Regions from separate parts of the Homo sapiens genome. Here all the other regions are linked to region 1. Evidence: chromatin loops called from intact Hi-C (ENCODE). Cell type or tissue: endothelial cell of umbilical vein. All regions are shown on one strand.

Evidence for each region. Peaks named below come from ENCODE experiments on the same cell type or tissue, not always from the same donor. Only the 100,000 strongest peaks of a DNase experiment are listed, where the experiment ranks them.
Region 2: it touches region 1 in a loop (5-fold over the local background); 10 of 110 quality-filtered maps call a loop at or near these places.
Region 3: it touches region 1 in a loop (11-fold over the local background); 6 of 110 quality-filtered maps call a loop at or near these places.

The regions. Positions count from the first base shown.
Region 1 is chr22:23,277,246-23,285,245 of GRCh38, forward strand. It overlaps BCR (BCR activator of RhoGEF and GTPase), which reads left to right. Exons shown (of 23, transcript NM_004327.4): 9 at 6,732-6,853; 10 at 7,788-7,956. It overlaps LOC107985554 (a long non-coding RNA gene), which reads right to left. Exons shown (of 3, transcript XR_001755448.2): 3 at 7,950-8,000. Among named protein-coding and RNA genes, the nearest start is that of LINC02556, 45 kb to the right of the region's middle. RefSeq lists silencers at 2,511-2,818, 4,800-4,849 and an enhancer at 4,300-4,409. In endothelial cell of umbilical vein, a CTCF peak has its summit at 4,758 (motif pointing left); DNase peaks (open chromatin) are centred at 4,766 and 5,096; H3K27ac peaks cover 1,851 bases.
Region 2 is chr22:23,212,480-23,220,479 of GRCh38, forward strand. The region is part of intron 1 of BCR (BCR activator of RhoGEF and GTPase); the gene reads left to right. Among named protein-coding and RNA genes, the nearest start is that of BCR, 36 kb to the left of the region's middle. RefSeq lists enhancers at 5,089-5,878, 7,816-7,895, 7,983-8,000. In endothelial cell of umbilical vein, no CTCF peak of the experiment used is centred here; DNase peaks (open chromatin) are centred at 1,672, 3,552, 5,392, 6,522 and 1 weaker place; H3K27ac peaks cover 7,508 bases.
Region 3 is chr22:23,382,800-23,390,799 of GRCh38, forward strand. It overlaps the pseudogene ZDHHC8BP. Among named protein-coding and RNA genes, the nearest start is that of LINC01659, 47 kb to the right of the region's middle. RefSeq lists enhancers at 3,252-4,234, 5,799-6,656. In endothelial cell of umbilical vein, a CTCF peak has its summit at 3,288 (motif pointing left); a DNase peak (open chromatin) is centred at 3,262.

The DNA of each region.
Region 1 (8,000 bases):
GATCTCCCTTTTACAGATGAGGAAACTGCGACTCAGAGAGGTTGAGTGTCTTGCCCAGTCACACAGCCACTAAGTAGCTAAGCCAGGATGCGAGTGAGGCCATGGGCCCCTGGCCGCCTGTGTGCCCCTCGGGTGTGTTACTCTTTGGTTCCCTTCCTCCTCTGTGAGCCGATAGGACGTTTCCACCCCTCCTCTTGTTCCTGCACTACCTGGAGGTAGGAAAGAGGAAGAGATGTCCCTTTTAGCTCCGCACACTACCCCATCCCCTGCTGCTGCTGCTGCTGCTGGGAGTGTGTCAAGGGGTTGGGGCTGTTTCTGTCTTCCCTGGCATTTGATGTCAAGAGGAAAGCTGCTTCTGTTGGCCTGGGTGTTTCGAGGTTCTCCTGCAGTCACTACTGGGCCTCCTGGGAGGTGGCCCATTGCTACCTGCTGAGCCTGGGCAAGTCTGGCATCGAGGAGAGGCCCAGGTATGAGCCCTCTGCAGGGTCAGCCACCCCAGCCCCAGACCCCCACTGTGGCTCCTATAATCTCATTGCCCTTTTCAGCCACATCCCATGGCTCCAGGGCTGTGCTCTTTGGGGAACAGTGACTTTGGGCTGCATTCCAGGTAGCTCCCTGATGCTGAACGGTGGCCGGCAGGTGCTCCAGCTTCCTGGCATCCTGGCCCAAGCACACCTGGGGGCCGTGAGCCACAGGTGCTGCCCAAGAGAATGCCCTCCTTAGCCTTCCCAAAATGACAGGATCAAAGGATCCCGCAGGCACAGTTTCTTTCCAGGCCTGGGTTCTGAGGGCTGGTGGGTGGCGCTCATTTGTTTAGGTGAATTAACTTCACAGTTAGATAACCAATCCCCACTGCTGGGTGACTTCCCACGTGGTTGCCTCTCTGTCTACTCGGAGCCTTGGCACCACGTGCTGCTCAGCACCCCCTCCGCCTGGGCTCGGAAGCATAGCGGACGATCCAGTTTGGATGTTCTGTTTCCCAAGAGCCAGCCAGGCATTGACCTCCAATACCCGTTCTCTGCCTGGGATTGCAGAGGCCCCTCTTTTAGGAAGAACACAGACAGCAGTCCAAACAGGAGCTGCAGGAAGGCCCTGGAGGAGGGAAGTACCACCAGTGCAGGCTTGAGGCTGAGAGATGGTGAGGCTCGGGCAGAGGAGAACCAAGGTCTTTCAGTTGATGATTAAAGAGTTGGAGAACAGGCTGGGCATGGTGGCTCACACCTGTAATCCCAGCACTTTGGGAGGCCGAGGCGGGTGGATCACTTGAGGTTAGGACTTTGAGACCAGCCTGGCCAACATGGTGAAACCCCGTCTCCACTAAAAATGCAAAAATTAGCCAGGCATGGTGGCAGGTGCCTATAATCCCAGCTACTCCGGAGGCGGAGGCAGGAGAATTGCTTGAACCTGGGAGGCGGAGGTGGCCATGAGCTGAGATCACGCCATTGCACTCTGCACTCCAGCCTGGGCAACAGAGTGAAATTCCGTCTCAAAAAAAAAGAGTTGGAAAACAGTTGGAGAAGCCAGACCCTGTTGGCAAAGTTTGCAAGGGGTGCTACGGAGAGGGAGGTGCCCACCCCAGGGGTGAAGACAGGATGGGTGGGGTTCTCAGCTCCACTGGACACCAAACAGAAGCTGTAAGTGCAAGGCTAGTGCCCATGTCGAGGGCTGGGCCTTTCTGGGCCCTTCATAAACATTGGCAAACAAAGCTTGGGTTCTCGGCTTGTCTGGGCCAAGTTCTAATTCCTTCCAGGAGCGTGGGCACGTTGCTTACCTCTTAGCTGTTTCTTCTCCAGGAAGTGGTGGAGCTGGAGCCTGCTGCATGGGAGGGTTCTGTGGAGTGAGATGAGATGTTTTACGTCATGCTCTTTTCACACCTTCTTGGCACCCAGAAAGAGCTCAGCAAACATTAGCTGCTACCAGCCACCCTGACTGTGGCTGTCAGCCAGCATTGTTCTTCCCAGGCCCTGCCCTACCCTCCTCCTGGCATAGTGTCTCTCAGGGCATAGGAAACTTTCTCGGCCAGATTGGCCATGGGAGGCTTTCTTGGGGACCAGAGAGTCTGCAGGGAGGGCAAGTCAAGAGCAGGTGAGAGGGAGGGAAGGGCGAGCAGGACCCTTGACCTCATTCTCGGCTGCAGTGTATATTGGCCTGCCTGGTGACCCTCCTTGCTCCTGGTCCCACTGCCAAACCTCTGGAGTCTGCCACATCCCTGCATAGACAGGGCCACTGACAGGCAGTGGCAGCCAGTTCAGTGGCACTCAGCCAGGTCTCCAGGGGTGTGCGCTTTGCTCTGGGGGCAGGGTAGCGGGGGCTGAGGCCACTGGCTGCCTCCAGGGCCCCCCCACCAGCCAGCAGCTGGAAGCTCCACCTTGGTCTTCACTTGGGCCGTCTTCCTTCTCCACTTCCTCAGCTGCTATGTGGGCTTCTTTGGCAACTTTTCCTTGTCTCACCAGTCAAGGCCCTGCTGATTTGTTGATGATCAGACTGTAGTTCGTGTACCTGGGGAAGTTTTCCAGCATCTCCATGGAGCCATGGTCTCTGATTCCTGGAGCATGTCGTAGTCGGTTCAGGCTGCTGTAACAAAGTATCATCTGCTGAGAGGCTCACACACAGGCCTTTACCTCTCACAGTGGTGGAGGCTGGAGATCCGGCAGGGTGCCAGCAGGGTCAGGTTCTGATGAGGGCAGTGAGAAGCACGGCCACCCTCCCACTGTACCCTCACATGGCCTTCCTGGGAGTGGACATGGAGAGAGAAAAGGACCTCTCTTTTTTTCCTTCTTATGAGGACACTCATCCCATCACATGGATTCCACCGCATGACCTCATCTACACCTACTCACCTCGCAAAGGCCCCACCTCCAGATACCAGCCCATTGGAGTTAGGGCCTCAGCATAAATTCTGAGGGGGACAGAAACTTTCAGCCCTAACAGTATGCTTCTTCCAGACTGGCCTTCCTGGGAAGGCCCTGGATAGGCTGTGCCTGGGGTTGGGGGTGATGTTGCACTGGCAACAGCTGGAGGAGGCAGCTGGCCTGGGGGAAGTCCCCTTAGCAAGGAGGTGCCCCTCCTCACTCCCACCAGCCTGATGCGACCCCCTCCTCAGAAGACAGGGCACATAATGTGACCTCACAGGGCCTCAGTTTCCTTGTGTGTAGAAATCAGGGTTATGGTGCCTGCCTTGTAGAGTCCTGGTGAGGAGTGAGTGGTGTGATTCATGGGAAGCTGTGACTGTCACATTCCCACCTGCAGAGGACATGGCGAAGGGTGACAGCCCCGTGTGAGGCCCTGCAGGTCGCAGTTTCATTTAATCCTCAGAACATACCACCAGACTGGTCTTTCTCACCCCATCATGTTTAAGGAAACAGAGGCTCCAAGAAATGGAGGAGCATAGCCAGCATCATCGTCACAGAGAAGGAGAAGGGTGGGCTCGGGACAGTGAAGATGCAGGCTGTCCTGGCCACCCTTGCTTTCTGCGGGCTCCTGTGGGGATGATGATTTTAGTTATTCAAGAAGACAGGTGGCGTTTCTTCCAACTGGTGTTTCCCACCTGGGATGTGGGGGGGCTCCCCAAAGGGAGTGTTGTCCTGCCAACTGGGGCCTGCTGTCCCACTGCCCTGCCCCGCTCTGAAGCACACACAGGGACCCATGCCCACACGGGGTTACTTGCACCAGGACACACACAGGCCTGACACGCACAGGACATGCCCTTGCATGGGAACACACACACAGAAACATGGAGATGCACACAGTGAGACACACGGGCACACACCTACCCAGGCCACAGGCCTGTGTGGGGTTCCACGCACGAGGGCACGCTCAGGCACTCACACTCACACAAGAATGAACACACCTGGAAACATGGAGACACACAGGGACACACAGACGCAGAGCACATAGGATCTTCCCCTGTGCCCTTTTCATACACAGACTCCCATGGCCCCGGGGAGCCAAAGTGTGGTACCGTCCCTGTCCCGGGGCCACTGAGGCCCTGGCCCTCTCTGTCCCACAGCTCCAGCTGGGACTGTTTGCCCTAGTTGAGATGCTGAGCCTTGGGGACAGTGGTTTCCAGCCACGTGGCCTTATGCCGGCTTTGGGATGCAGTCAGGATTGTGACCCCGGCCCACCCTTGCCGTGTGCCCTGGAGGACGACTCGGGTGGGCTATGCAGGAAGCCTGTGCTGATCTCAAGGCCAACTGTCCTGTACTCCAGGCCGGGGACCAGGCTGCTGAGCGCTTCCGAGAGGGACATCTCCTGGGCAGGGAGTGACATAGGCCACGCCATGTGGGCCTCCCAGCCATGTGCTGGTGCTGTGTGGGCTGGGAGGGCAGGCAGGGGCCGAGTGACGGGGACTGCAGAGCGGGGCCTGAGATGCTGTGACATGCTGGGCTGCCTGTGGCTTTCGGGCTTCTCTCAGATGAGAGTTGCACAGGTGGGTGGGGGGTTGGGGAGTCTGTGGCAGCATCAAAAGAGTAGCCCAGAAACCGCCGAGTCCACTGTTCGAGCCTCCCGGGCCTGCAGCCCGCACCCCAGAGGGGCCACTTCCTCCCCACAGTCAGGCCTGTGTGTCCTCTCAACGTGGCAAGCCGGCATGTGGGTGCTACAGGTCCCCAGTGTGACACTCAGTAGCCTTGCTGAAGGCCGAGGGTGCCCCTTAGGTGGGTTGTGGGCAGCCTCTGCTGGAGAGGGAGCTGCGTTTCTTGACCGCAGGCAGAGTGGGCTGGGTCTGCAGTTTCTGAGCTGAGCATGGGGTGCCCTCTGCTGGTGATGGCGAGAAGCTCACTGCCTTTGTATGGAGAAGGCTGCCATCCAGCCCCGCCACTGCCCCAGAAGGAAGGCGCCTGAGACCCCTCCTCCTTGGCCGGGAGGCCCTTTGCTGTGTCCCTGCCAAGAGGACCTACTGCAGTCCTTCCCGAAGGACCTCAGTGTCCTGGGACCCTACCCAGATCTGGTCCCCACTGCAGACCCAGCAGTTTGGGTTACCCGGCTTCAGCGCTCCAGCTCTACATGATGTTTCTCCAGGTGCACATGCTGTTTCTTGCTTCCCGTGGGTGCCGTCACCAGGCAGCCGTCTGCCCTCGGCAGGCGGGGTGTGGGTGAGTGCCGATGAGTCATGGCCTTGGCACGCCGGCAGCCTTCCTACCCTTCCACTTATGGGCACCAGCAGCCCCTGCGTAATTCATTGGTTCCCCTTCGCAAGAGCCGGCTGCCTGTCGTGAGCCAAGCTGCTTATGATGGTGACATGAAGCCTCCACCTCTGAGAGTGTCGGAGGACTGGCCCAGGCTGTTCTTGCAAATGGGGAGCTCTGTTGCCTCCGGCCCCAGAATGGGGGAAAAGTTCAGAGAGACCGAGGCTCCCCGAGAAGAACCTCAGGCTGCAGGTGACAGCAGGGCAAGGTGCCTGGTCTGGCCCCAGGACCAGCCTGGCTCCCTGAGAGCACAAGGCCTCATCACTTCTCGAGATGAGGACAGGTGCACCGCCTGCGGGGAGACACTGGGTTTTCACACTCTCTGTTGTATGTGCCTCCCCTGCCAACCCTTCTGACTCTCAGTGCAGGGCGGGCGTCGTCCTCCCTGTGAGCCTTCCCTGAGACCAGGTGGGCTGGGTGCCCACTAAACACTTGGCCTCTCTGCCACGAGGTTGTGGACTCCTGAGGGTAGAGGCCTGTGAATGTTACCCCTCTCTTTCTGCGCTGCCTGGGACAGAGGGTGGACCTCCCTGAAGCTCTGTTTTCTCATTAAGGACCTGCCTACAGCCTGTTGTGGGGATTGGGTCAAATAATTCAGGCGATGTGCTCGTGCAGTGCGCTGGTCCCAGCGTGGGGAAGGCTTGCTGCGACAGCCTCTCCTCCTGTCCCTGTACCCTCGGCACAGCGCCCAACCCTGTGAGGTACCAGGCAGGGGTGACTTACCTAGACATGCCCATTCAGCAGCCCCTTGAGCAAGAAGGACCGACCCTTGCCTTTCAGATGCAGACCAAGATGCAGAAAGGCACCCTTCTCAGGCCGCAGGTGTCCAGGCAGGTGTCAGAGGTGCAGCCCGTGCACACCGGGGACCCTATCCATCCTGTCTAGTTGGGAGGACTAGGAGTTCCACATGTGGGACCCTCAGTTCCTGCTGCCTTCAGAACCAGGCCCAACCCTTGCTGTGACCTCGAGGGCTGCCACTTTTCAGAGTGCACTGGGCCTGTCTCCACCCATAGACCATACTGCCACATCTGTACCTCGGGCACCAATCTCTCCCCACCACAGGGGCCTGTGCCTGAGATGGTCCCTCTACAGAAATACCTGCTCCTGGCATGGCTGGCTTCTTGCCAATTCTGGATCTCCAGCTGCCACCCCAGAGAGGCACTGGCTTCCCTGTTTAAAGAGGGTCCCCCCATCACCCATCTTCACAGCAGACTGTTTGCTTGGCTGTGTGCCCCTTCAGACCCACACCCATTACCTCCCCCTCTCCCCCATCCTCCCACCCTCTTCCAAAGGCTGAACACACAGGAGGGATTGGGAAATTTGTTGAACAAAGAAGTTACACATAAGCCCTGATGTGTTAGCAGGACAGTGAGATGAACAAAACGTTCTGGAAAGTGGGTGTGAGGGTCAGATGTGGAGGGAGTGAAATCTTCCCAGGGAGAGAATGTCTCTGGGTCAACCTGCTCCTGCTGGGCTGGGAGGGCCGAACACCCCCCACCCATCACCCCAGGCTGGCCCTGACCCCAGCCTTCCCTGTGCCTGCAGCACCGGCAGCTGCTGAAGGACAGCTTCATGGTGGAGCTGGTGGAGGGGGCCCGCAAGCTGCGCCACGTCTTCCTGTTCACCGACCTGCTTCTCTGCACCAAGCTCAAGAAGCAGAGCGGAGGGTGAGTGACGATGTGGCCCCTGTCCCAGCAGTGACCCCACCCTGACTCTCCAGGTCATGGAGGGTCTTGTCATGGCGGAGGTCAGTGGTGATGTAGCTCGTTACATTCCGTTTCTACTTGGGCACAATGCCAGGCTCCAGGTTAAAGATTGTCACTAGCAATCTGGAGACGTCATGGGGCATCAGGGTGACCAGCTTTGACTCCTGTAGTGAGGGGTAAACCCGACCGTGGCTTCCGGCACTATTGCAGAAAGGTCACCTCAGGACCCATCCGGGAAGCGTGAGATCAGGGGCTGCAGGCAGTGCTGGGTGGTGGCTGCTCCTTGTCTCCCCGAGCCTGGTGGTGGCTTTCCGAGTTATCCTCGGCATAGGCGTGCACACACTCCCCTCCTCCCTCCTCCCTGGGTTCACCCAGGTTGCACCAGGTTGGAATGGAGCAAAGAGGGCCACACTGGGAAGGACCAGCACGGGGCTCTTTCCTGCATCCTGCCGTTGCCCTGCTGAGTGGGTTTAATCAGTCAACTCAGAGGAGAGCCTTAGTTCCCCCATCTGTCAGGCGAGGGGATGACGCCAGCTAGATCTGTAGTCCCTCAAACTTTACGGCCCTGGGGGTGGATTTCAGTCCTGTCCTGTCATTGTGCAGCCTTGATGTGCTCCCACATGAGCCTTCAACCTTAGAGCCAGCTCAGGACAAGGTGGATCTAGACTCCTGAGATGCCTGGGGCCTGCGGTCACATGTTCAGAGTGTCTGTTCCCAGGAATCCTGGCACCTGCCAGTGGCCTCATCCCAGTCTGTCCCATGGAACACGTGCTGGGTTTTAGGTCAGGTAAACCATGTATGGCCGAGAACACTGGCTCTTGGGCTCTTGACAGCAGTGACATCAGCCATAGAAGGCAGTCGGTGCATGTGAACGTTCTTCTCTCCCCATCCCCAGCAAAACGCAGCAGTATGACTGCAAATGGTACATTCCGCTCACGGATCTCAGCTTCCAGATGGTGGATGAACTGGAGGCAGTGCCCAACATCCCCCTGGTGCCCGATGAGGAGCTGGACGCTTTGAAGATCAAGATCTCCCAGATCAAGAATGACATCCAGAGAGAGAAGGTGCACACCAGGGGAGCAAGGGCCGGGTTTGGTGTGGTCAGAGT
Region 2 (8,000 bases), 65 kb before region 1:
GGAGTTGTTGCTGCATAGGTGCAGAAAATCCCAGCAGTGGAGTAAGGCCTGAAGTAAGCCCCCACTGGGCTCTGTGGGGCCTGGGGCAGCCTCCTCTGTTGCAGGGCCGCCAGCATCTCCAGCAGAAGTGCAGTGCTTGCTCTGGGGACACAGGGGCCTTTTGGAATGAGCATGTGGACTTGGCTTATGGATTGTGCCTACCCCAGAGCGTTGCTGTGTCTCTCAACACACACAGCTTCCATGGGCTGCTCACTCCAATTCTGATGGAGAGGGCATTTATGACTCTGTCCGTTGGTTTGTTTTCTCACTGAAGAGGAACATAGATGCACCTGCTCTCTGGGCAAGAGATGTGGCAGCTGCAAGCTGCACACCCTGTTCTGAATATTGCCCAGACCAGAATATGAATTACTTGGTCATAAATCAGTGTCTTGTCTGCAGAAAACTTGGCAATGTGAGGGACGGCAGCTTTAACTTGATTCCTGGGAGGCTGCCGGCCTCAAAAAGGACAAGGACTGGCAATCAGATGGGCATTCTCTCTAATTTGGGAGGCTTTCGGGCTTCCTCACGGAGTGCTGCTCCTGGGGACGTACCACAAGAACCTCCCTTGTCTAGTTTTGTTCTGACGCTTGGGCTCATTCACCTGACTGTCTCCTTGCTTGTCTGGCTCTCAGGAAAGCCTTCCCGGAGAGGATGTGGCTGACCCCTGCAGCCATCTCTCCACAGACAATCATGGCCCTGAGCTTGGCTGTCCTTGGTTGGGTACATCCAAGGCTCTGCCTGCCAGGGTAGGCACTGGCCAGGCTGTGGGATGGCAGCGTTGCTGACTTGTGCTCCTGAGTCCTGGGGGCCCTGAGTGAGCCTCCGTGCAGGAGTCGGGCTGGGCTGAGAGGTGTGGAGAGTCGTTCCCTTAATGGATGGTCAGGCACAGCAGCTATGGGCTCAAATTCCGGAGGGACGCTGAGCCAGGTCCCAGCCTGTGCACTGAGCATGTCATTCACTTTGAGATCCCCTCTAGGGTAAGGCACACCGTGAGTGGATGTGCCACTAAGAAGGAGGCAGCAGGCTGAGCGTGGTGGCTCACGCCTGTAATCCCAGCTCTTTGGGAGGCCAAGGTGGGAAGATTGCTTGAAGCCAGAAGTTTGAGACCAGCCTGGGCAAGAAAGTGAGAGCTCGTCTCTCCAAAAAAACGTAAAAATATTAATTGCTGGGGCGTGGTGGTGCATGCCTGTAGTCCTAGCTACTCAGGAGGCTGAGGCAGGAGAATCGCCTGAATGACCCAGGAGTTCAAGGCTATAGTGAGCTATGATTGCACCACTGTACTTCAGCCTGGGCAACAGAGCAAGACCCCTGTCTCTTAAAAAAAAAAAAAAAGAAGAAGAAGGAGGAGGAAGACAGTACTCCCAGTTATCATTGCGAGAGGCAGAGATGCGAGATTCCACTTTGAATTATGTTGAAATTTGGGGAAAATGCATGCCTGATAATGGGTAAAATACAGTAAGTTTCCTCATCTGTGAAATAGAAATCCCACTAGTCGTTGACTCAGGAACTTGCTGTGAAGATTAGAGATGAGGTGTGCAAAAAAAAGCACCTAGCGTGGCTGCTGGCATGCCCTGAGTGCTTAATAACATTTGTTATTCTCATTTTATTGTTGTTATCGTAGTTGCTGTTATGACAGATAGCGGGAGAGGATGTTGGCTGCTTTATCAGCTGGCTGGATGTTTGGTTTGTTTTTTTTTTTTTGTGAGGGTTAAAGTGGGAGATGGGAAGCTGTCTTTTTCCATCAGAGTTGGAAAGGCCCGGAGTGTTCATTTCTCAGCAATAATTGTTTTCAAATGGTTTTATTTTAGGGATAGATCCCTTCTTTGCCAATGGTATTTCAGATGACCCCCCAGTATATGAAAAAGATGAAAGAGGAGCCACAGGTCCTGAAGGCTGCCCAGCTCAGCCTCCCCACCCAACCTGGGCTCTGAGGACCTGGCTTGGGAGGTGCTGCTCTTGGCAGCCCCAGCCTTCCACCTCTGTGGCCTGTGCCATGGCCAGGAGGACCTGCATTTCCTTCGGACTGTCTCTCTGCTCAGGCGGATTATTTCGTGCTTCGTGTGCCCTCCCAGGGTAGGGACGGGGAAGCTGTGAGGATGCTCTGTGGGGATCGGCTCCCTGTGTTGTCCATGTCTTCTTTTAGGTGGAGTTGGCTAGGCAGGGAACCTGGCACCATTTCCTTCTCAGAGCAGAGAAACAGAGTCGGCGTTTGTGAGCGTGCATTGTCCAAACCTGCATTTGGAAGGGGTCAAAGTAGGCTGGGCTTTGTTTTTACTTTTTCTTTTTAAATTATGATGAACTATACATAATGTAAAATTTACCACTTCAGCCATTTTTAAGCATACGATCGATGCATGACATTAACTACATTGATGGTGTTGGGCAACCATCACCACTATCCATCTCCAGAACTTTTTCATCTTCCCCAGACTGAAGGTCTGTACCCATTTATAGCCAGTAAACAACTCTCTACTCCCTCCTCCCTCAGCCCCTGGCCACCACCATCCTACTCTATGTCTATGAATTTGACTACTCTAGAGACCTCATATGAGTGGAGTCCTACAGCGTTTGTCCATTTGCATCTGGTTTATTTCACTTAACATAATGTCCTCAAGTTTCATCCTTGCCTTGGCATGTATTAGAATTTTCTTCCTTTTTAAGGCTGAATAATATTCCATTATATGTCTGCACCGCATTTTGCTTATGCATCCATTGGTGGATGGACACCTGGCTTGTTTCTGCCTTTTGTAAAGCATGCTGCTGTGAACACGGGTATACATGCTTTTACTCTTGACCCCTTGCAAACAGGTCTGTCTTGCACATGTGCCCCAGGTACCACTCAGCCATCTGCTCATTAATGGGAGAGGGGAGAACCTTCCCGGTTCTCTTGAGTAACTACCATGATCACAGCTTTCTGGAATGTAGCAGGTTACTTGATAAAGAGGGCGGGAATTCTTAGAAAGGAGGGTTTCTGGCTGCAAGCCCCATACCTGTTTTCTGCCACCTTCTCTGCCAAGGGAGCTTGAGCCAGCCATTTCTGGGAAGTGGTGAGCCTCAGATATGGTTCAGGGAAGATGGGAAGTGTTACAGTGTAATTCCATCTGCTGATGGGGACAGGCACAAACCTGGTGGCTTGTTGTCCTTGGAACAGTCAGTGATGAAGGCAGAGTGGCGGTAGGACAGGGACCCCGCTTAGTTATGACACTGCCTCCTAAGTGGAACTAAGTGGAAGGTCTAGTGGGGCCTTCTTCGTGGGTTGGGACAGTGGTTCTGCACCCCCACTCAGCAGCTCAGGAACTGAAGTTAGAGCCTGCCTTCAGGGGATGGGCATGTGTACAAGGGATAGGGGACCAGTTAATCCAGGAGTTAGATGGTGACTGAGACTCCAGGAATTTCCCCTTTCCTGTAAACATGGGTCATTTTCTAGAATTACCACGTTCCCTTTAATTTTGCCATGTTTAGGAAATCTGGCTGAGCTGGTAATTACCAAGTCTAACTGAGAAATGTCTTATATGTAACCTTCTGTTTCCCTTGAGTGTTTCGGAGGAAGCTGTGGGCACGTTTTATGGATAGGTGCTCCGAGTTCTTTCCGCTTTGGTCCAGTCTGAGTGGCTCTGATAAGCGTTGGCAACACCACCGATTTTTGTGGGGCCTGGCTTCAGAACATGAATGTCTGTGTTTCTGCAAAACCAAGTGTACTCACTGCCTCCTTTTAAAATCATGCTACAAGGATGTCTTTCACTTTGAATTCTGCGCTTACATTGTTCAAGAGGCATCACCATGTTTATAACCTCAGACGCAGTAATTCCACCCTAGGGCATTTTCCTAAGGAAAATTGCTTCCCCCTTTTCTTTTATGGTAGTATTATGTGAAATTATTCATTGTATTCATAACAGTGGAAAGCTGGAAACAAACTGAGCATCCTGTAATACAAAAGGGGTTCCATTAGCTTGGTAGACGATTCTGTCATCATCCGATGGTAAGGATGAAAATGAATTAGCAACGTGGAACATTGTCATAAGTGGAAAAAGTGAGATGCCCAAAGTGTGATGATTTGTATCAGTCATCTCTTGTTCGGTAACAAACCATCCCAAAGTTTAGAGGCTTAAAACAATGCGATTTAATCGCAGTGCCATCTGGCTTGGTATGAGGTGGTTCTGCTGTCACACAGGCTTGGTCATGTGACTGTATTCAGTTTGTGGTTTGACTGCCGCTGGCATCCGAGGTGGCCTAACCGTTGTAGCTAAGGACTTGGTAGGGACACCGGAAGGCTGAGACCTCTCTCTCCTTGTGGTCCGTCATTGTTCTGCAGTGAAGCCTGAGTTGCTTCTCATGGAGGCTAGGTTCCAAGAGCAAAGGTGGATGCTGCAGGGCTTCCTGAGGCCTGGGCTATGGAACTTCTCAGCTGAACTTCCACCGGATTCTGTTGGTACAGTGTGTCGCAAGTCTTGCCCAGATCTAAGCGGGGGTAGAAAGCTGGACTCTACCTCTTGATGGGAGGAGCAGCAGTGTCATGTGGACACACGGCGTGGACACAAGGCATGATTCTCAGGGGCTCTGGTGATTGCTCCCACCACAGGATTTTAGTTACACAGTCACAGGACAAGGACTGGAAGTGATTGTGGGAAAATGATCCTAGACCATTGGTAGAGGAGGTGAGGTTGTGGATGACTTTTTTAGATTTTTGCTGTTGCCATGTTATATAGTAGGTTCAAAGTAAAAAATCCTTAGCATGTTATCCACTGGACTCCTAGTTCAAGATTGCTGGGGTGTCAGATCCACTGTTAGGTCCCATAAACTTGCAGGCTCGGCCAGTGCAGAACCTCTGCAGCCTGGCCTTCGGGAAGAAGACATCCAGAGATAGTGACCACACCATGGGGTACCTTCAAGCTCTGGTGCTCTCTCTTCGCCTTGCTGACCTTGATGGAGTGGATAGGCCTTGGGTTCAACATGAATTGACCCAGGCCATGGGGGCATTGGTTGGCCTCCTCTGTAAGGTAGGCGTGGGGCTCAGCCTGCAAGAGCTGACCATACTTATGTAGGATTAGGGGGCATCGGTGGGAACCCTGGTGTCCAAGGACAGTATTGTCTGGTTGACTGAAGTTAGGGAAGTGGGTGGGGAACATGGAATTGTCAATCCTTCAGGCTCCTTTTGAAGGTCATTGTTTTCCTAAACAGATGGTTATTTGGACTCTTACAAGTTCTCTGTAAGTTTGTAAATGTTTGAAAATAAATAGTGGAATAAATAAATACATGGGAAACCGCACTTTGCCTACGTGTGGGATGCTCGTGAGACCTGGAGGGAGGGCACTCCCATGAAGGCGGGGATCCCGGGTAGGCGGTGATCTGCAGCTGTGGCCGCCTGCTCGGACAGGAAAGGCCTTGACGTCCAGATCCTGCTGGTGGGAGAGCCGTGGCCCAGGCTCCTACATTGCCTTGGGGAGGAGAGTCAGGCCCTGCAGGGAAGGGTTGTGAACCTGCTCTGGGCAAATGGGCCTGGCTCCTGGGAAACTTCGGGCCTGCAGTAACCCTACTCTGACCAGAGGAATCCTTCCCCTGTCGCATTGGCATCCCTCCCCTCACTGTTCTCTTCATTCTGGACCCCCTTGTCATCACGATGCCAGTGCTGTCCCTTTGGTGTGGGGTTTGTGCTCTGACCTGACCCTCAGGCCCTGCCAGTGCCCTGGCTTCCAGGCAGATCTGGGCAGGCAGGTCTGAGCCCCCGGAGCTGGGTAAGCATCTGGGGCATGTGAGGATTGCAGGAGGTGACCCGGGACAGTGCCTCACGCCCAGGGTGACCAGAAACTGTGTTCCCTTCCCTAACCCACCGGGTTTAAACTTTTTACTTGCTAGCCATAGAGCTCTTAATCAGACAATATCCAGGGGAACCCCCATTATGTAAGGCAGGTAAAGCTGGTGGAAGCTCTCCCACCCACTAGTTGTCCCTGCTCAGCCTTGGCACGGGGCCACTGTGGGACCGGAGAGCTGGGAAGCCACCACCTCAGTCCCTGCCAGTCTCTGGTCTGATGGTGAGGAGGGGTCTGGCCTGCTCAGTGGCAGGGTGCGGAGGTGAGGCTGGTGGCTGTTCTTCAGCTGTGGGACTCGTGTGGGGACAAGCTGAACAGTGTGCTGATCTCTGATCACCACTCAAGCCACAAGTGACTGGACAGGCATGGACCTGTGTCCTCATAGTGAGGACCCATGGGGCTTCACCCAGGACAGCCTGGTTCGCCTGCCCTCCGATGCTGGTGGAGGGGAGGCAAGGCAGAGGGGACTCCTGTAAAGGGCTGTTTTTTTCTGTCCTGGAATGAGCACATTCTGAGGGTGAGTGGCTGTCAGCAGTTAGGAAAAATTGCCTGTTGACTTGTTTCATTAAGAGGCCCCTTGCCGAGGGTGAGGTCGCAGCCCGGCCCTGCTCAGGGAGGAAGCGGTGTTTACAGAGCGGCCAGCTGGTGCCGGGTGAGGAGGTGGCTGATCCCTCGTTATGGAGCTGAGAAGGCCTGCGCTTCCAGCCCATTCCTGCCATGCCGCTGCCCTAATGGCTGTGACAATGGATGGATGGATGGACGGAGGGCCAGGCCAACCAGGCAGTGAAAACAGGAAACCTAATCTTTTAAAAATAATCCAGGGGGAGGGGAGAAAGTGAAGCAGCAAAGCCCTTAAGCCGACAGATGGCCCTGGTGGGGTGTGTCTTCCAACTGGGTAGGTGCTTCTCAAGGCTGAAAATTCCAGTGAGTCGGTGAAAGCTGAGCGTGCCCACCAAAGACACTTGAATGGGCGGCTGGCATTTTCAAGCTCTGTTCCTTATGTTAGACGATGTTGTTTTAGCACAAAGCCTCCCCCCGGATCCCAAGCCTCTCCCCACCATGGCTCCAGAGTCATCCCTATGTGGAACCCAGCGGGGCAGTCTGACCTTGTCCCTTTGGCTGTGACCCTGTCCCACCCTTGGCCTCTGTCCCTGGTTCTTGCCCAGGTCCACTATTGCATGGCCAGATTCATCCTCACAGGGACCTGACCGCTGTTCCCTTCTCACAAACCTCTGAGTTGCCCATGGGCTGAAGGTCAAGGTCACGCATCTCAGGCAGGCAGGTGTGCAGGACCCTCCACGCTCGTGGGCACTGGCGGTGCGGGAGCACAGCTCCCTCCTCTCTGCTAGCTCTGAGAGTCCCCCGCCACCCCTCTGTGTGCTTCCTGCACCCCCTCTCCTTGCCTAGAATGTCCCCCACAATGTCTCCACTTGCCCAGCTCTGTCCTCTGTGTCCAGCTTTGAGGCTACTTTCTGCAGTCACCACTATTATCCCACCCCATGTAGTTCTCTGTCCCCGACCTGCATGTAACCTGTTTCCCTCCTCCGGCCGCTCTCAGCCGCTCCTTCATGCCTCCTTCCTGGGCTCCCTTTGGTACTTGTGTGTGCACCGCCTTCTCGCCTCCAAGTCTGCAGTTCCTGGAGCATTGAGTCATCCTGTTACCATTGCTTCTGACTCGAAGGACACGGCCCCTTGGGGCTGGCTGGTGTCATGTGTGGCTGCACAGAGGGGAGGGGCTGTTCTGCCACCTGCCCTTTGAGGCTGTGTGGGCACGGTTCCCTCTAGAGCTCCATGTCTAGCAGAGCATGCGGGGGTCCTGCTGTGCCCCCACTCCCATAGTGCTTGAACCACTTCACCCCTTGCATGGGGACCAACAGGATCTACCTCCCTCTGTCGAATGTACTTCTGAAAGGAGGAAGGTTACACTGAAGTTTCACCTACCGTCCATGGGATTTTGACCCTGCTGTAGTGACAGCTGCATGTTTGGTTCTAGGGGAGGAGGGGTGAATGACTTATCTTGGAGAAGCCAGAGCCAGGTGTCAGGGAATGGCCTCTGTGTCTGCCACCTCCTGCTGCCTCTCTGCCTGGGTCATTTGGTTCAGTGGCTATAACTGTCTTGGAGCAGCATTTGCTTCCAGGTTGGGTTCAGGTATG
Region 3 (8,000 bases), 110 kb after region 1:
TCAATCACCTGGTGCTGTTGGGGGCTGGCACCATTAATCCTGGAGATGTTATTTAGAGCCAAGACATCACTTGGGGAAAAAAATCAGGTCCGCACTCCATGAGGAACCCCTCTCTATGCCCTGCAGAGGCCTCAGGAGATGGACGAGACTGCTCGGGCACCAGGCAGGGAGGGGCAGGGACGCAGCTACCCTCACAGCCACCCTCACGGCCCAGGAGCCATGCCTCACTTCATCAGCTCCTGCCAGACCCTCCCTACCAGAGATGGCCCCATCGGCATAAGGGAAGACTGAGGCCAGAGAGGAATGGAGGAATTGGAGGGCTGGAACAGCTGGTGGGCTGGACGGCTCAGCTCCACTTGCCCTGCCTGCCCCCAGCAGACACTGCCCTCCTCTTCATTCCCAAAGCCCCCACCCGGCCCAGATCCTCTCCTGAGATCAGTATCATCCAACAGCCTTTTATAAAAAATTGTTTCCTTGATTACCGAGGGTAACAATGAAAACACGTAATTGAATCTCCAAGAAATTACCATTTTTATAACTTGCGCCCAGTTCCCGAGATAAATTAAACGCCTCCCCTGTATGGTGAGCCGCTCACTGCGCATCAGAGAGGGGCTGATACTGCCCTTTATCATCGATGCGGGACTTACTAAGAAGAATGCCTCACACTGCCTCCCGGGAGGCTCCTGGCACCTCCAGCTCATGGCCCTGAGCGGGCAGAGTTGGCCAGCTGGAGGCGCCGGGCGGGTGGTCAGGTGGGCCCCCTCCTGATCACTCCTGGCCCTGTTACTGGCTAGCTGCGTGGTGGTGTGGGTGGTAAGTGGGAGGGCCAGTCAGAATCTTAGCCCAGACTCCCAAGAAAATCAGGCCTGTGCGCAGCCGGGCAGCGACAGCTTTCTGAGAAGTGCAACCCTGGAGCCAGAGTGGGGAAAAGGCAGGGAAGCCGGGTAGGAGGAAGGAAGTGGAGATGGCAGAGAGGGAGGATTTACCCACCTGCCCCCCACTTGCTGGCCAAAGCTGACCCCACCCAATTGCGCCAGTGCCCAGAGGACCCAAGATATCACAAGGTCAGGCAGCAGAGCGGCTCTGGGGGAGGCGAGGCCCCGCTGAGGCAAGGCACCGCCTGGCACAGGGTCCGGGAGCAGGTGGGGGCAGCAGGGTGGCCACACCCACCCAAGGAGCTGCTGGGTTGGTCAGCAGAGGGGCGGGGAGGTGGGGCCAGCTACCGGGATGGGCTGTCCATCTGTGAGCAGCTGGTAGTGGGTTTCCTGCTGGCAGTTGCTAGTGGCTGGATTCTCATGGCTCTCTGGCTGGCTGGAGGCCGTTTGGGTTGTGGGGAAGCAGAAGCCTCCAGCCTGTGGACTGAGTTTCCTGAAAATGTCTGCAGGCTGCACTCAGCAGAGCCAACTTCAAGCAAAGGACCCGAGTGACACTATTCACGTGCAAACCACCGCCCCTCCCAGCGTGGCTGTTTGCCTGAGGGCCCAGAGCCACCCCCTGGGGAACACTGCCTAGTCAGAAACCTGGCAGTGGTGGCTGCACAGCGAGGAGGGGTGCTGTCAGGGGACAGAGGACCTGCTCCCTGGGAACGGGAGAACTGAGGCCCAAAGAGTGGCCTCCCACTTGATCTAGGCAAACTCAGGGTCAAGGGCAACAGGCTGAGGTCACCAGGAGCTCAAAGGCTGGCTCTGAAGGTGAGACCTTCTTCTGAGGAAGCAAGTGGCCTCAAGCAGCACCCTCTGGCAGCCGGCCCAGAGGACTGGAGTGGGGTGGGCCGGGAGGAACATCGTTCGGGACGGGGTGGGTGCCTACACCCACAACTGTGCTCCTGCCTTCTCTCCCTCCCTGGCCTGGTTCCCGACTTCCCAGGGTCCCCTCCTGCCCCCACGAGGCCCTGCCGCCCAAGGGCCTGCCTGGATGCTCCAGTGGGGCTTGAAACCCCCACAGTCAGGCAGCAGACCGTGACTTCTCAGCTGTGTGTCCTGGACAGAAGCAAAGGAGGCCCCAGAACCTCTCATCGCAACTCCAACCAACATGGGAATCCAGGGCTGCAGGGGGCAGCCTGCCTGGGGACAGGGCTGGGCTCAGACCCCAAAGCCCAGGGTCTGCAGCCATCCCAGTCCCATTCCACAGAGCCTGAGGCACCAACCTCAACCTACTCCCAGCCCCACTCCCACCCCATGCCCCAGATCCCCCATCCCACCAGAATACACCCAGCCCACAGCCTGGCTCCAAGGAACAGGCTTGTCGGGCCTGAGGGCCTCCAAAAGGGCTCTGTCTCCAGGCCCGGAGGAGAGCAGAGGCCCCAGCCCAGGTCAGAAAGGGGCAGAGTGGACGCAGGGCCCCAGAAGGCCAGCGCTGAGATCCCTCCCCTGCCCTGTCCCCAGTAAACCTCTGGTGTGTCCCCTTGAGGCCCCCATGAGAAGAATGAGGCAAGCAGGGTGGAAATGGTGTGGTCACTCCAGAGCAGTGGCCGTATCCAGCCTCCCGGCCAGCCCTCCTCCCCAGACCAAGGCCCAGGTGGCATCTCCCAGGGCAGAGCCAGGACCAGCCTCCCACCCTCCCCTGCTGTGGGGGCCGAGGCAGCAGTTGGAGGTGGGGGCTCCACCTCCCCAGCCTCCGTCATTCCCTCTCAGATGACTCTTCATGTGGTTTGGTTTGCCTCTTGGAGTCCCTGCAGGGTGCCCCTGCTGACCCTAAGCTGGCCTCCTGCTCGCTGGGAACCCGGCCATCCCTCTGGTTCCTGGTTCTTCCTCCAAATGAGGTCTCTCTTAGCTGAGAGCAGCGCCTACACCCGGGCCACCCTCCATCCACGGCCTCACTGACCCAGGCCACAGCGGCTGCCACACCCTGGTCAGGGGCAGTCATGACCTTGGACAGGAGCTGGGACCCCTCCCCCAGCCCCAGCTGCCCACTGACAAGTGGGACAACCTGGGGCCAGGCCGGGGCTGCCCGAAGGCTACTATGCTTGGGAAGACCCCAAGACAGGAGCCCTGCCCCTTGGGAGGGGTGGCAAACTGCCCCGGGACAGTGCCGGGGTGTCTGGGATGATTCGTCTCCATGTGAAATGTGGGACAGACACCCTAGACTCAGCAAGGGAACTTCTGGCTACCTGGTCAGCCCCTGCCCTAGGCCTCCATGAGAACTTCGGATCCAAGTGGGGAGGTGGCTCCCCCAGCACTGCCCCTGACCTCCCAGAGCTTCCCCTGCTGGATGCTCCAGCTGCAGCTCCCAAACCACTTGGCCTGCTCTGGGCACTGCGTCTGCAGGGGCGTAGTGCCATCTGGTGGTGAAACTGGGAACTGCACCACAGCTCCAGCCCGTACCTGCCGCACACAAGTCCCGGAGACCAAGGGGTGGCCATGGAGGGATTCCAGGGGGCCTGCCGCTCCTCACCTGCTCCCCACCCACCCCCCATCTCTCTCTCAACCCAGGAGCCTGATACTGGGACACACAGACAGGCCCTGGGAGCTCACAGCCCAGCACCGTGTTTCCTGCTCCAATAGGCAGCCTAGTCCCAGCAGGTGCTGGGCAGGCACAGGGCAGCTAAGGGGACGGGTAAGGAGTCCTGGCTCTTGGCCCCAGCAAGGACCTGGGAGATGACCTTGGCACCGACCATCAGGCACTCGCCACACTGTCTCCCCAGGCTCCACTGTCTCCCCAGGCTCCGACTAGAAGGGACAGGTGGGCAGGAAGTGCCAAGAAGGTGGACTGGCCAAGCCGGTGGGCTCCTCACAGGGAGGAGCCTGGGCCTGGGCAGGGGTGGGCACGTTCAGTTCAGCCCCGGCAACCCTGGAGCCAGGGGCCTGGCAGCCCCAGCATGGCCACCTCCTGGGGCCTTGGAGCCCTGGACACCCTGGCTGACAGTCATTTACTGGGGCCACATTGTCCATGAGAGGTGACATTCTTATCTCTCTCTGATTCCTAAATAAAAAATGTGAAAAGCCGTGTCCAGAGCCTCACCCAGGAGGGAGACAAATGGCCTGCTATGGCCCGCACCCTGGGAGCGGCTTAGCCATGCTGGGGACGGGGCAGACAAAAGGTGAGCCCTTACCTCTCTGAGCCTCACCTCTGACATGGGAAGGCCCCAGGGACAGGGAGGTCATGGGCTCAGCATCCCCAGCACTCTGCCCTTCCCCCACACCCTGTTCCCAGGACCCAGCCCTCATCTGTTCTCTGTCCCCTCGGGGGTGCCCCACAGGGTGGGAAGGCAGGGGAGGCTGCCCGGCACTCGGGGCATGTGTCCACTCGCCACCCTGGCCCTGGACAGGGTGGGGCACTCTGCAGGCCACCGCATCCCTCACACAGCCCCCCGCAGACCCGTCCTCCTGGCTGTGAGTCTAGGGGAACCTGGGAGGCCCAAGACCACCCTTGGAGCCCCATGGGCCCTGACCGAAGGCCACCACGCACCTCTTCCCCTCCTGAGGCAAAGGAGCACTCACACCTCAGGCCACAGCCCAGGCCCTGGGAGGACATGAAGGGTAGTGCCCATGCCAGGGCCCATGGCCATTTCGGCCAGGTTTCCTGGGACCCCCAACCCTCCCCATAGGGCAGCTCTGAGGGCTGGAGAGGGAGTAGACCCTGACAGGCAGCCTGGGTGGGTGTGGGCCAAGAGCCCAGGTTAGGAGGGGGCACAGAGATAGGGTCCTCTGAGGGCTGTGGCTAGCCCAGTGACACCGAGTTCCATCCACTCAGGGCCTGTTCCCTGGCTTTTGAGATAAGCTTGGGAACAGCCAAGCACAGGCAAGGTGGCTCACACCTGTAATCCTAACATTTTGAGAGGCTGAGGTGGGCAGATCACTTGAGCCAGGAGTTTAAGACCAGCCTGGGCAACATAGCGAGACCCAGTCTCCACAAAAATAAAATAATAAAGAATTAGCTGGGCATGGTGGCGCATACCTGTGGTCCCCAATACACAGGAGGCTGAGGTGGGAGGATCCCTCAAGCCCAGTTGGAGGCTTCAATGAGCTGTGATCGAACCACTGCACTCCAGCCTGGGCAACAGAGTGAGATCCTGTTTTAAAAAATAAAAATAGAAAATAAATAAAACGAGCTTAGGGCATGGAACATCAAGGCGGCAGTGCAGACAGCAGAACAGCCCCATCTGGCCCCTGCCCTGCGCTGCAGCCCGGCTCCAGCAGGAAGGACTCGGGTCTCCATGCTGGGCGCCCCAGCCTCTCCTCCTCTTTGCCCTCCCAACCCATTCCTGGGCAGCAGAGGAGGGGCAAGGGCACAGGGCAGACCCTCTGAACCAGGCTCCTCGAGGCCATCTGGACACTGTGGCAACATGGGCAGGAAGCGGCTTCCGTTGCAAATGATGTCCAGGGAGGCGCCGGCCTGGCAACGGGGCCACGGCCCCCCCAGCACACTGCTCTGGCCACACTTTTCGCCCTCGAGGCCGGGAGTTCCGGCTTCCAGCCAGTGCCCCCGCCGCAGCCGCGCCCTGTCCTGCACGACATCCCGGAGCCTGGACCTGAGGCGAACCCCCACGCCCACCCCAATCCAGGACACCGCTTGGCAGGGCGCTTGGCCTTTGTTAGCGTATATGACCCCGTGAGTGGGGAACCCCAGGGCTGGGGATCCAGGGCCCCGTCTCTCCAAGAGTCCCCCCGACCTTCTCGGGCTCAGGGTGATTGGCAAGGATCACAGGGAGGGGTGAGAGGGGCTGGGGGAGGAGGGGCTTCAGGGCTGAGTGAGACAGCAGCAGCTTTCCCTGGCACAGGCGGGGAGAGGAGTGGGGGCATCAGGGAACTTGGGGTTTCCAGGCCAAGGAGGGTGGTGCCCAGGGTCAAGGGTGACGGGAGGACACTGGGCCATTCAGGGGGTCCTGGGCGCCCCCTCGGGGCCACTGGGGAAGCTCATCTAGGCCTGGGCACCTACGGTGGGACCTAAGGACCCCGCCCTGCTGTTCGCCCAGGAAGCCAGTGTTGTCTTCCTTGCTACAGGAGCCACCTGTCTCTGTGAGGACCTCTCACTCCTCAGCATCCTGGCCCCTGTGGGGCACCTAGCAGGCTGGGGACACACAGAGCAGGTGCAGCCCCCACCCCACTCACTCAGGGACACAGAGAGCAGGGGGCAGGCCCCGCCCCACTCAGGGACACAGAGAGCAGGAGGCAGCCCCCGCCCCACTCACTCAGGGACACAGAGAGCAGGGTGCAGCCCCCCGCCCCACTCACTCAGGGACGCAGAGAGCAGGGGCCAGCCCCCGCCCCACTCACTCAGGGACGCAGAGAGCAGGGGCCAGCCCCCGCCCCACTCACTCAGGGACACAGAGAGCAGGGTGCAGCCCCCCACCCCACTCACTCAGGGACGCAGAGAGCAGGGTGCAGCCCCCCGCCCCTCTCACTCAGGGACGCAGAGAGCAGGGGGCAGGCCCCGCCCCATGCACTCAGGGACAGAGAGCAGGGTTCATCCTCCCGCCCCACTCACTCAGGGACACAGAGAGCAGGGGGCAGGCCCCGCCCCACTCACTCAGGGATGCAGAGAGCAGGGGGCAGCCCCCTCCCCTGCTGCTCAAGGCCTCCTCCACCCCACCCCAGGGCCACCTCACCTCAGGGTTCCTCCAAGAGGCCTTCCTTAGCCCCCATCCCAAGTTGCCCCATGGGGTCTCTGAGCTCAGCAAATCCGGAGACCCATGACATTCCAGCAAGGAATGAACAGGGCAGAGGCCAGGGGAGGTTCCTGAAGGCTGCCGCCGCCCTCTGGCAGCTAACAGACAGCCTCCAGTAGCCAGGGCCAGGTATCCAGCCGCCTCTGCTGGGGAGGCCCCACGTGGCACTGAGAACAGGAGAGAGGTCTTCTGCAGACAAGATCTTTCAAGACACTTCTTGAAGTGGAGAGCAGAGGCTGACATAGCAGGACACCCTGGCAGGAAGAAGGCAAGCAGCTGGCAAGCAGTAGCCTCGTCACTGGTATGAGGAGACGTGTGCTGCAAACAAGCATGGCAGGACAGCAGCGGGAGCTGGTACTGTCCCCACTCCAGACCGCAGCCCTGCAGCCCGAGACGAGTGGGAGCCGGTACTGCCCCCACTCCAGACCGCAGCCCTGCAGCCCGAGACGAGTGGGAGCCAGTACTGCCCCCACTCCAGACCGCAGCCCTGCAGCCCGAGACGAGTGGGAGCCGGGACTGTCCCCACTCCAGACTGCAGCCCTGCAGCCCAAGATGCTGCCTGGAGGCAGGAGGCCTCCCTTCCAAGACCTGGGTGTCCGGCTTTCTCAAGTTAACAAGGAGAGAGGAGTGCCGGGCAGCTCTGCCTGCCTCCCCTATAAACAGGGATCAAAAAGAAAGAAAAGGCTGGGCACAGTGGCTCACGCCTGTAATCCCAGCACTTTGAGACGCAGAGGCAGGCAGATCACGAGGTCAGGAGATCGAGACCATCCTGGCTAATGCGGTGAAACCCCATCTCTACTAAAAATACAAAAAAATTAGCCGGGCGCGGTGGCGGGCGCCTGTAGTCCCGGCTGCTCAGGAGGCTGAGGCAGGAGAATGGCGTGAACCCGGGAGGCGGAGCTTGCAGTGAGCCGAGATCGCGCCACTGCACTCCAGCCTGGGCGACAGAGCAAGACCCCATCTCAAAAAAAAGAAAAAAAAGAAAGAAAAGCCAGACATTTGAGCACTGAGTCTCATGGGAAGTTCCAAGACTAAATAAACAAAAAAGAACCATGAGAGAAAATGCAGAAAGCAAAAGATTCGCCTTCCTCCAAACCCACTTTATGCCTAAGAGCAGAACTGAATTCTCTGGAACAAGAAGAGGGGAGCTCAGGGAATGATAGAGATGTCTTGGAAATGAAAAACAGGACTGCTAAAATCCAAAACCAATTTTTTATTTTTATTTATTTTAAAACAGTCTGGCTCTGTCACCAGGCTGGAGTACAGTGGTGTGATTTCGGCTCACTGCAACCTCTGCCACCCGGGTTCAAGCCAGTCTCCTGCCTCAGCCTCCTGAGTAGCTGGGATTACAGGTGCACACCACCACATTCAGCTACTTTTTGTATTTTTAGTA